2 separate regions of the Homo sapiens genome follow, and region 2 is linked to region 1. A link is a contact called in ENCODE Hi-C data. All regions are on one chromosome and are shown on one strand. The core of a region is the stretch at or near the end of the contact, and the rest is flanking DNA. Distances in the headings are between cores, read along the strand shown.

Region 1 (2,675 bases), core at 131-2,630:
CTGAAAATAAGAAGAAACATGTCAAATGAATTTCTGACTTCCAGCTAGGCATATGGAATAAAGGTCTTTATTCCAGTGACCTCTGCTCATTGGAAAACTTTGGGCTGGTAGATTTCATGATTCTGACGCTGTATGTCCTCTTGAGTTACAGTGAGTGATGAGGCCAAATCGCAGGGTGGATGATGTGCTTTTTTTGGGCTAATAGGTGTTAAGGAGGCATGCTGTCCTTTGGCGTTAAGACAGATCATTTCCTCAGTTGGGTAATGTTTAAGGAATCCACTAAATCCTTAAATATATGGCACACATAAGGAATGCAGAGCTTTTAGACACTCAGCCTTAACATGGGTTATTTTTTAGCATGGCTAATGGCTAAACTTGATTTCTACTGGGTTTGTTCAACCTATTTCTAACTTATAGGTAAAAGCCTGCTTTTTATCCTCTCCATCCTCATCACCTTTTTAGTTGTGTCTCTGCTTGATTCTTCTTGCATTCAGGTCTATATTGTATTATAAAAAGAAAGAGAGAGACAGAGAGAGAGAGAGAGAAGGAAAAGAAGAAGGAAAAAAAAACCACACACATTGAATGGGAAGGCAGGAGAGTAGAGCTCTGACCCCAGCTCTGTCATAGCCACCTGTGTGACTATTTGCAAGCATTTTCATCCATTCAACAAATACACACCAGGTACTGGAGATACAAAACTGTGAAAGACACGGTTCTTACCCTCACCACTTACAGTCAGGAGTAGAGAGTTAGGTACACAAATAGAATGTGAAATCACTTCTCCTTTCTGGGTCTTCATTTTACAAATGCAAGAGCCAGAACTGGGCCAGGTGATCATCAAGGTCCCTTCTGAGGCTAACATGCCATCATTCATGCAAAATTCATTAAACATCTGATAATCACTTACCTAAGTGAAAATTAGCAAACATTTCCCCTTTCTCCTTAGTTTGTAGGGGATGATATTGAAGACGAATGAGGCGATGTCTACAAAATGCTTTAATAAGCAAGTTGGAGAAAGAGATTATGTAAGTTTGAGGCATTATGATTAATGAAAAATGAAAACAAGGGCTGATGTTTTCAGAGAGAGAACAGATGGTTCCTTTGTTCAGAATTTGAGTATAAAAAAGAGAGGAAGAAAAGATACTTGCTATATTGTTTAGGCCCTGAATGTGAGTAACTTTAAAATGCCAAAACAATCTGGTTAGGAAAGTCCCATAGATTCAAAATAGCTCTTACAGTGATCAAACTATAATTAATATAACAAAAAAAAGACAGAAAAATACTAATAAGAAATGCCACAGTGACAGCTGACACAACCTGACAAAAACTCCTATTTTTACAACAACTCTAGAAACTTGATTTTTTCTGTTCTCAGGAGTTATACCACACTGTAAAACAAACTAGTGAGAACCGATTTAAAACTGTTTCTACCGTTCCCCCTACCCCTCAGGTTATTTTAGTTTCCCATGACTCATAAAGGAAATCTTCAGGATTCACAAGAAATTGGCAATTCTTTTCCATCTTTGCTGTTGAGTATTGATAGGAAAACAGCATAGTTTGGGGCAATTTAAGTAGAGAACAAACCTCCGGGGGCTTGGGGTGGTGTCTCAGAAGGCCGGATCTGGGAAGGGCCTTTGAAAAGCTTGCACGGAAAGCTGCGAAATAAATCGTTTCTTTTTCTCTTTCTTTACGTTCTAAAATCTCGTGATCTGTTTCTACAATACACAGGCTAATTGATGTTATCCTTTTGGCATGATTCTTGCTGTCCTGGGGTCTATCACTTGCAGGCTATGAGAATGAGGCCATAGACCACCACACTGGCAGCACTGAGCAAAAGGTGCTAGACCCTTCTGAGTTCAGGTGCTGTGTAACTGGTGCTGTGATTGGACAGGGTGACTAACCTCAGTCTCTCTGGGTGTAATTTCTTCACTGTGGAAAGAGGAGGCTAACTAGAAAGTTCACTCTGACACTAATCTGAGTTCAGGTCCACATCTTTTTTTTTAATTAATTATTTTATTTTTAAAATTTTTATTTTTTTGAGACAGAGTCTCGCTCTGTCGCGCAGGCTGGAGAGTAGAGGCACAATCTCTGCTCACCACAACCTCCACTTCCCGGGTTCAAGCGATTCTCCTGCCTCAGCCTCCTGAGTAGCTTACAGGTGCCCGTCACCACGCCCGGCTAATTTTTGTATTTTTAGTAGAGGTGGGGTTTCACCGTGTTGTGCAGGCTGGTCTCGAACTCCTGGCCTTAAGATATCTGCCTGCCTCGGCCTGCCAAAGTTCTGGGATTATAGAAGTGAGCCACTGCGCCCAGCGCACATACAATTGTAGGAAGGCTGAGAATGGCTTTTAATTTGGGAGCGTTTAAAAGCAAACATGCTTCCTCAAGACAACAGTAACAAAAAATTGACATCGTTGAGGTGGGAACTTCTTTAATGCTACCTGAGCCTCTTGCTGAAATGGTTCTATGCAGTTTTGCATAGCTAGGAGTGGTAAGCTCATTCACAGACATGGAAGAGGCAGAGTGGGCTTAGGGAGAGGCACCAGTCTAGTGGTCCAACTTGGGTTCTGGGTTCCAGTCCTGCTTCTGCTACTAACCCCATGAGACCTTGGAATGCCCATCTCTAAGGTTTCTTTCAGAGCTGAATCACTGTTTGGTCTGTGATTCATCAAAGC
Region 2 (2,675 bases), core at 53-2,552, 200 kb after region 1:
TCACTCATAATTGGGAGTTGAAGAATGAGAACACATGGACACAGGGAGGGTAACATCACACACCGGGGCCTGTTGGGCAGTGGGAGACTAGGGAGGGATAGCATTAGGAGAAATACCTAATGTAGATGACAGGTTGACGGATGCAGCAAACCACCGTGGCATATGTATACCTATGTAACAAACCTGCACGTTCTGCACATGTATCCCAGAACTTAAAGTATAATTTAAAAAAAAAAAGTAAAAAAGACATTGATTCATTCATTCATTTATTCAGGCAATGTTTGGAACTCATGATGTGCCAGGCACTGTTTTAGGACCAGGAATAAGCAATGACCAAAGTATTTGCTCTCCTGATAGATTATAAACAAATAAATATATAATAGCTCAAGCTGTGAAAGTCACAGGCACACAGAGACACACACATCTCCAACATATGCAGCAAGGTAATGAGATAAAGAATTCCTGGCCATTTTTTGTGATACAGGATAGATGTAATGGTTTCCTATCAGTTTTATCATTTTTAAGGTCTCTCTTCTTAGAATAAATTATTTTATTTGTTTCTTCCGTATGCCATTTAACAGGGAGGGGAAGTTTTCTGCCAGTTTTGCACCCACTGTTTTTCTTTTTCAGTAAGAGCCTTCTCATAGTCTGCTTGAAGGCAGCGGTCTTGCCACATGTGTTCTATGCATAATAATTTCAGGAGAGTCTTGTCCACAATGCTTGGTTGATTACGGCTTGTGGGACACCACTTAAATGACTAGAAACAGCTCTCTTTAATAAACACACTGGTGTTGTCCATCATTTTAAGTGAGCATGAGAGCCCAGCTTCATTTTGCCACTCCAATCTCACACGGCCTAGAAGAACTAGTGAAAGTAGCAGGTGGTGTTTGACTTTCAGTTTTTCTGAAATGTGTCTCTTTCTGCCACTCTCCAGACGCCGTGCCAGTCAGGCCCTCAAGGTCAAAACATCATGAAATTGACCATAGATTATCTCAGCCTTTTCTTTTTAAAAGTGTCATTGTAACCTGTTGGTTACTGTGTATGTCATTTAACTTCTCTGTCTTTAGTTTCTGAAGTAACTGGTTTTACATTGCCATCAAAAGGCTTCTGTGGGTTTTTATTTTTCTTTGTTTTTATTTGTTTGTAAACAATCTCCTTTTCTAAACTCATTTCCCCAAATTTCCTTAATTTTTCACGGACTGATGAAAATGTTTTGCTGCTTCCAGAGCTTGTCAGCTTCTCTTTGTGGCATTGCTTTCATTGTTGTTCTCCAAGTTCCCACTCAGCTCCTGCTTTCTTCAAAAAACCCTTTGGTTTCTAACATCTATGTTTTCAACATGGCAATGGAGTGAGTTGCCCAGGGAATGATTGGACCGTGATTGTTTTCATGGCTTTCTTTTGCCTTTTCTCCATGTCCTTTTTAGCTCTAAGCCTCATTTGTAAGCTTTCTAGAAATGTGGATTCTATTATAGAACTTCTGTTTTTCTCATTTTTGTAGTTGCTTTCTCAAGAGCAGGTGCTGGTGACCACAGGACGAGTGAGAGACGAGATGGTGTCTCTCCTTTAGCAGTTGGCTTAATTAAGGAGGTTTTTTGAAGTGTATGGGCTTCAAAAAGTCTGACATGTGATTTGTGGCCTGTGTGGTCTAACTCTGATTCCTTTGGATACAGAACCTTAGAAAGCCTTGAGAAAAACCTCAGAGATCATCTATGCAATCAATTCTGGCTTTACCTGGAGGGAGTTTTATAAAACACAAATGCCAGGGCTTCAACTTGAGAGACTCTGATTTCATTGTTTTGCAGTGGGTCTGCACATCAGTAGTTTATAGAAATTTCCCACATGATTTTGTGAAACCAGGGTTGAGAATCACTTGATTTTACAGGGCATATATAAGGTCCAAAGCAAAAGTGACTCTTGGCTGGGCGTGGTGGCTCACGCCTGTAATCCCAGCACTTTGGGAGGCCGAGGTGGGAGGATCATGAGGTCAGGAGATCGAGACCAGCCTGCCCAACATGGTGAAACCCCGTCTCTACTAAAAATACAAAAATTAGTCAGGCATGGTGGCAGGTGCCTGTAATCCCAACTACTCAAGAAGCTGAGGCAGGAGAATTACTTGAATCCAGGAGGCAGAGGTTGCAGTGAGCAGAGATTACACCATAGCAGTCCAGCCTGGGCGACAGAGTGAGACTGCCTCAAAAAAAAAAAAAAAAAAAAAAAATTAACCTGTCATGGTGGCATGTAATCCCAGCTACTCCAGAGGCTGATGCAGGAGAATCACTTAAAACCCGGGAAGTGGAGGTTGCAGTGAGCCGAGATCGCGCCATTGCACTCCAGCCTGGGCGACACAGCAAGACTCCATCTTAGAAGAAAAAAAAAAGGTGACTCTCCGGGATTCTATAGCAGTATGGCCATAGAGTAGGGACAAGAACATATGCCTCCTCATTTACCATCAGTGCTATTTCTATTTTGTTTACTACCATTTACTCTCATTTGATTGTGTCAAATTATCTACTGTTGTACTGGGGGGCCAGAGTGGATTCCCAAGCCTCAACCACATAGAAGAGTAGATTGGAGGTTGTTTTCAAACTATTCAACATTATCAGTGGGTTGAATTTGTAAGCTATCAACTCAAAATATAAAGATAATTTTTATAACAGGGTCTATATTGGATTGTA

The links. A loop is a pair of places that touch in the nucleus more often than their neighbours do. Pooled maps may share reads with other maps.
Region 2: a loop to region 1 is called in a map of OCI-LY7, with 6 times the contacts of the local background. The contact joins two enhancer-like sites. A Hi-C loop is called at or near these places in 2 of 168 maps with a recorded cell type or tissue (B cell and OCI-LY7), 3 of 37 single-sample maps with no recorded cell type and 2 of 50 pooled maps.

Annotation. Positions count from the first base shown.
Region 1 is chr3:188,241,856-188,244,530 of GRCh38, forward strand. The region is part of intron 2 of LPP (LIM domain containing preferred translocation partner in lipoma); the gene reads left to right. Among named protein-coding and RNA genes, the nearest start is that of FLJ42393, 65 kb to the left of the region's middle. Within about 2 kb of position 1,381, at least 4 of the 41 ENCODE cell types and tissues checked have a DNase peak (open chromatin) inside an H3K27ac peak, as active enhancers do; they include B cell and OCI-LY7, where a contact is called at or near this core.
Region 2 is chr3:188,445,414-188,448,088 of GRCh38, forward strand. The region is part of intron 4 of LPP (LIM domain containing preferred translocation partner in lipoma); the gene reads left to right. Among named protein-coding and RNA genes, the nearest start is that of LPP-AS1, 120 kb to the right of the region's middle. Within about 2 kb of position 1,303, at least 2 of the 41 ENCODE cell types and tissues checked have a DNase peak (open chromatin) inside an H3K27ac peak, as active enhancers do; they include B cell and OCI-LY7, where a contact is called at or near this core.